2 separate regions of the Homo sapiens genome follow, and region 1 is linked to region 2. The links are chromatin contacts, found by Hi-C or POLR2A ChIA-PET in ENCODE. All regions are on one chromosome and are shown on one strand. The core of a region is the stretch at or near the end of the contact, and the rest is flanking DNA. Distances in the headings are between cores, read along the strand shown. Region 1 has its middle 33 kb from the start of CCNE1. Region 2 holds the start of PDCD5 (programmed cell death 5).

Region 1 (2,926 bases), core at 278-2,777, 2.7 Mb after region 2:
GCAGTGAGCTGAGATTGTGCCACTGCACTCCAGCCTGCGTGACAGAGCAAGACTCCGTCTCAAAAAAAAGAAAAAAAAAAAAGAAGAGGGTCTCACTATGTTGCCCAGGCTGGTCTTGAACTCCTGGCCTCATGCAATCCTCCTGCCTCAGCCTCCCACAGTGTTGGGATTACAGGCGTGAGCCTCCACACCTGGCCCTATTCTGACCTTAAACTACCTTTGTGCAACTCTCTCATTAGGTTAATTTTTCTGTTGATTCTTGTTTTCTATGTCGATGATCATCACTTGACAATAACAGTGCTTTCATTTTGCTTCCGATCCTTCTATCACTCACTTTTCTCATCCCATTGCACTGGACAAGACTTGCAAGTACCAGGTTGAACAGTGGCAAGGCCAGACAGAGGGCACCCTTGTTTTTTTTTTTTTGAGTTGTAAAAAGATGGAGAGCTTTGGCTTTCAGCCTACTGCTTAAAGAAGAAAAATGCAATCATTAGAAATTAGATCTTGAGAAAGATCCCTGCGACTGCCCGTGAAGGCGAGACTTAAGAGTAGTAAGCCAAGAGGCAGAAAGATCGGTCGCCTACGAGTCCAGGTGAAGCATCATGTGTTTCAGACCAGGGCCGTGGAGACAAGTGTAGCAGAGAATTGTGGGTCGGGTGGGGTGGAGGAAGAACTGATGGGATTCTGGGACAGATCAGAGGGAGGAGAGTGAGGAGTCAAGACGGAAGCGCTATCTGGGGCTTGCCTGCCACTGAGCAGACCGTGATGCCACTCCCTGAGGAGGAGACCCAGGGTGAAACGAGAAGGAAGAAGGACTTCACTGCACACACGTTGACTCAGAAGGGCCGTGGAACACCCGGCCGGCGGGGAATACGGAGCTCAGAGCAGCGGGCTGCGCGGGGGCGTAAAAATGTGGCTGTCAGGGGTCCAAACAGCATCAATGTTCAGAAAGCACGTGGAAAACAGTTTAGCTACTGTTAGAACTATCAGGATCATCCGCATGCAGGTAGGCGTTAAAACCTAGGATGGACGAGATCTGCCAGGGGCAGCCCAGAAGCCAAAGGGGCCGAGACCTAAGCCCCTGGAGGCAGCAGCTAGAGGGGCAGAGACAGCAGGAAGGGGGCCCCGGTGGGTCAAGGAAGGAGTACCAAGGAGGAGTGGCTCTGCCATGGACGCAGAGGAATCTGGGAGTGACGGCGCCTGTCCGCGCTCTATCCCGTTCTGCCTGCCGAGGGCAGGGCCAGCGCAACGCAACCTGCAAACCCGCCTTCGGCTGCTGCGAGGCACTCAGATCTCGCCGCGAAGAAGACGCCACGGCACAGTTGAACTACAGACCCCGTCCACCGCTGTTCCGGCCCCGCCCCTCTCACATTGCGGGCCTCTCAGCGCCCCTACGCACAGCACGGCCCGCCCACCGCCGCCCTGGCCCCACCCACCCCGCCGCAGGCCCCGCGGAGCTCCGACGCACAGCCTGTCCCCGCCCACTGTTGCTCTGGCCCCGCCCCTCTCGCCGGGGGCTTCTCAGAGCACCTACGTACAGCCAGGCCCAGTCCACCAACCGCCCTGGCCCTGCCCCTCCCGCAGTGCGGGCCCCTAAGAGCCCCTGTGCATTGCCAGGCCCCGCCCCTCACCGCCCTGACACCGCCTTTTGCGGTGCGGGCCGCTCAGAACCCCCCCGCAAGGGGCGGCCCCGCCCCTACCTCTCCGGCCCCGCCCCTACCTCTCCGGCCCCGCCCCTACCTCTCCGGCCCCGCCCCTAACTCTTCGGCCCCGCCCCCACCTCTTCGGCCCTGCCCCTCCCGCGGCGCGCGCCCGGAAGTGCTCCCGCGCCCTGGCAGCGCGGACACAGCGGAGTGGCTGGGCCAAGCCCGCCCAGGGAGGCCGTGGCTCGCTCCAGTCTCCCGGGTGGGGCGGGGGGCGTCCGGGCGACGTGAGGCCGCGCTCGGGCCCCCAACCCCCAGCATCCGCCTTGGCCAGGCTGCAGACGCGCGGCGCGGGAGACGCGGGGCGGGGAGACGCGGGGCGGGGCGGGGCGGGGCAGCGCATCACGTGGGTAAACACGGCGCACGTGGAGCGCAGCCTGAGCTCTAGGGCGGGGCGGCAGTCCCAGCCCTTGAGCCCGGGCTGTGCCGGTCCCAGGCCCTGGGGAGCCGGTGAGGCGTGGGCGCAGGCCGGGGTCCGCGTTGGCCCAGCTGAGCCTCAGTTCATTCTGTTAAAACGTTAATAGGCCAGCGCTGTGGGAGGCCAAGGCAGGAGGATCGCTGTTGGCCAGGGGTTCCAGACCAGCCTGAGCAACACAGGAGATCTCATTGGTACAAAAAATAATAAAAAATGTTGCTGGGTGTGATGGTGCCCACCTGTAATCCCAGCTACTTGGGAGGCTGAGGTGGGAGGATCGCTTGAGCTTGGGAGTTCGAAGCTGCAGTGAGCGCTGATCGCACCACTGCACTGCAGCCTGGGTGACAGAGACCTTGTCTCCAAAACAATACGTAAAAAATAAAACCAAACTAGCCACGCAAACACTGACGTTGGCTCAGCCTGCCAGGCCCTGCCCAAGGGAACATGATAACCCTGTCAGGTGGGCACCATCCTATTTCACAGAAGGGGAAAGTGGAGGCCAAGGCGGTTAAGAAACTTGCCCAAAGCACTTGGCTGGAAACCGGTGCAACGCAGGTCCGACCTTTTGCAGCGAGGCCCCTTCGTGCTTTGGCCTCGGCCTGCATGACAGGGGCACTGGCAGTCGGGGACGCTGGGGGTCAGCTCCTGGCGTCCTGCCCCTGCCCCTCAGGGCCGGCCTGGCCTGGTACGCTCGGCGGGGCTGGTTTCCCCGTTTGTGCAATGGAGTAGCAGAGGTGCCGCCTCCAGAGGAGGCTCAGAGGCGGCCCTCCCCAAATCGTGGCGATAGCTTCCGCCGGGCGTGGTGAGA
Region 2 (3,049 bases), core at 531-3,030:
TCCTATCACTACTCCAGATACTTCTCACCGTCTGTCTTCTCCCGAACCCTCCCTTCCTATTTCTGTAGACCCAGCACAGTGCCTGACCCAGAGCAGGTGCTCTATAAATATTTGCTGGAGAGGAGGAGTAAGAAGGTGAGGAAGGGGAAATAGAGAATTGTCCAGTAGCTAAAGGTTTCAGTCTTGCAAGATGAAAACATTCTAGAGTGTGAACACTACTGAAGAGCACACTTAAAAATGGTTGTGATGGTGAAATTTTATTTAACCACAATTTTTAAAAAATGATAGCATGATAGGGTAATCACATACTCATTCAATAAACCTGCCACCGAATCAATTACCTGCATCTGTCTCAGGTGCTGTGCGCTGTGTTGGGATAAAACAATCAGAATAGCTTACCAGTTAACACTTATTGAGCACTTACTAAGTGAGGCACCGGACTCACGTCACCCCCACAGCCGAGGAAACTGCCACAGCTGCCTATTATCAGGCTCATTTTTAAGGTACTCACATTGTAGCAGAGAAACATCAACCAGTAATTGCAATACAAGGTCTGATGTGGAGCTGCACACGTGTTTATTTAACAATAATGAAGATACCCTGCGGATGATTTTGGCCAAATCACCATTCCAGCAAAACAAAAAAATCTGAGTCACACACCTGCTTAAAATAACTACAGCAAAAGAAATCCATTTGGTGAAACCACCCTTCAAAAAGTTCACGTTTCCAGCCCATACCTGTGCTTTGCTTCCTGTTGGGCCGCATCACCAGGATCCTGGAAAAAAAAAACTTAAATTTAATAGAGAAATTTCACGGGAGGCGGCGGGAAAAAGGAACGGTTCTGTTGTTTCCTATACATAACAGTCTCTTGCGGTGGTAGAAACAACTCCCCAAATAAGAAACTGGGCCTCACAGAAATCAATGAACTAGTTCCCACTTACAACGTTTTGATGAACGTCTAAAACCACAACCTCAGAAGGCTTTGGAATACAGAGCACCCTGGGGAGGGGAATCCCTGTATTACGAAACCGTGTTTCACATGTAGGAATAATTTCTGGAAAATAAAACGGGCCTCGGTATTAGGGACAACGATAACTCAAAGACTGCGCCCTCCGTCCCTAAGGTCCCGGTCCCTTATCAGAAACGCCTCTCCGGGCGTGTGATCCATCCAAGCTTCCCAGGCGGCCCCTCCCTGTCATCCCGGCGGGGCAAGCGTTCCTCCGACCCTGCCGCGCTCTCAGCACCGGGAACACAGCGGACCCTCAATACCTGTCGGCTAAACTTGGGTCATAACAACTGAACTCCGGAAAAACTGAATTCGGTCCGGCTGCTGGCTCCAAAAGCTGAGATTGTGCTTGGATCCAGGCCCGCCAGGACGAGCCCGCTCCAGGCTAGGGGACCCCACACCCCAACGCCAGGGCAGGTCCCGCACGTGGCGGCCCCCGCCGCCAGCCTCCTGGGCCCCTCGCGACGAGGAAAGCGACGAGGCCACCTCTGAGCCGGCCACGAGGCCGCCAGGGCAGCGCAGGGGACCGGGGCCCCGGGGAGGCGCCCAGAGCCTCCGCCCCGGAGGCGCGCCCTACACTCCGGGCGAGGGCGGCGCCCCGCGAGGGCCAAGCCTGGCGGGGGCTGATGCGCTCACCCCGTGTTTGGCCTGCAGCTCGGCCAGCCTCTGTCTCCTCAGCGCCTCAAGCTCCTCGTCCGCCATGGCTCGGCGTCAGCGCTGGAGCAGCCGCGGTCACTCTCGCAGCCCCTCGGCGCGAGCGCGGCCTTGACCACTGCGCAGGCGCTCGCGGGGCCCAGGCGCCACCAATCCAGCCCGGAGCCACGCCCCGCGCCGCTGCCAGGGCGCCGGCAGAGGCCCGATTCCCCGATTTCAGGCGGTCGAGCTTGGGCGCACGGAGGGGCGGGGCCTGGGGCGGGGCCTCCGGGATCCACCTCCCACCCGTGATCGGCGCCTCTGCGTGCAGGGACTTGGGCTGCGCTGGGGCGGGGCTGCGCTTTGGAAAGGTTAAAACCTGAAAGTGTGGCATCAACAAGTATAATAATTATGGGTGCAATGTGCTGGTGACCTAGAGGGTTAGGCGTATATTATCTCTATTTATAGATGAGGAACCAGGGGCGCAGGAAGGCTGAGTGGGGTGATGGAAATGTCCTAAAGCTGGATCGTGGCGGTGGCTGCCCGGCTCCTCGGTGCACACAGAGGCCGGCCGGTGGCTCGCCGCCTGTGGTCCCGACGCTTCGGGAGGCGGTAGGGTCATTTGAGGTCAGGAGTTAGAGACCAGCCTGGGCAATATGGCAAGAGCCTATCTCTACTAAAATTTTAAAAAACTAGTTGGGCGCGGTGATGTGCACCTGTAGTCCCAGCTACTCAGGAGGCTGTGTCAGGAGGATCGCTGGAGCCCGGAAGTTCGAGGCTGCAGTGAGCCTTGATCTCGCCACTGCACTCCAGCCTGGGAGACACAGCCAGACCCTGTCTCTAAAAAAAAAAAAAAAAAAAAAAAAAGTGCACATCTGCCTCCTCGCCATCTGCCTCCTCCACGCACAAAAGGGCTTTTCCTGGGAGGATACTGCAGTGGGCAGCTGTGGCTGGTGTAAACTCTTTGGTGGAACAAATCCCTTCTGCCTTTGACTTGGGGGAATTGGGGGCAGAGAGGATATTCAGCTACCTAAACGTGTGACTCATACAGATTCTGTTTGTTTGTCTGTGTGTGTGTTATTTTATTTTTTACATTAAAAAAATACAGATGGGGTCTCGCTATGTTGCCTAGGCTGGCCTCTATCTCCTGAGCTCAAGCAATCCTTTTGCCTCAGCCTCCCAAACTGCTAACATTACAGGCATGAGCCACCACACCTGGCCTGTGTGTTTTAATTGTGGCAAAATATACACAATACAAAATTTACCATTTTCACCATTTTTAGGTGTACTTTTCAGTGGTATGAAATGCATTATCGTGCAGTTGTCACTCAATCTCAGCTCACTGCAACCTCCACCTCCCGGGTTCAAGCGATTCTCCTGCATCAGTCTCCCAAGTAGCTGGGACCACAG

The links. A loop is a pair of places that touch in the nucleus more often than their neighbours do. ChIA-PET counts read pairs that join two places held with the same protein, here RNA polymerase II (POLR2A). Pooled maps may share reads with other maps.
Region 1: a map of B cell shows a loop between it and region 2 (16-fold over the local background). The contact joins the enhancer-like site here to the promoter of PDCD5 in region 2. A Hi-C loop is called at or near these places in 4 of 168 maps with a recorded cell type or tissue (B cell, CD8-positive, alpha-beta T cell, ascending aorta and 1 more), 4 of 37 single-sample maps with no recorded cell type and 13 of 50 pooled maps. POLR2A ChIA-PET finds 5 or more read pairs at or near these places in 1 of 52 experiments (HEK293T).

Annotation. Positions count from the first base shown.
Region 1 is chr19:29,843,597-29,846,522 of GRCh38, reverse strand. No RefSeq gene overlaps it. Among named protein-coding and RNA genes, the nearest start is that of CCNE1, 33 kb to the right of the region's middle. RefSeq lists silencers at 1,354-2,123, 2,154-2,313. Within about 2 kb of position 1,527, at least 32 of the 41 ENCODE cell types and tissues checked have a DNase peak (open chromatin) inside an H3K27ac peak, as active enhancers do; they include B cell, CD8-positive, alpha-beta T cell and ascending aorta, where a contact is called at or near this core.
Region 2 is chr19:32,579,921-32,582,969 of GRCh38, reverse strand. It overlaps PDCD5 (programmed cell death 5), which reads right to left and starts at 1,780. Exons shown (of 6, transcript NM_004708.4): 1 at 1,643-1,780; 2 at 738-775. The coding sequence starts at 1,708. RefSeq lists silencers at 1,779-1,955, 1,301-2,030 and an enhancer at 2,241-2,330.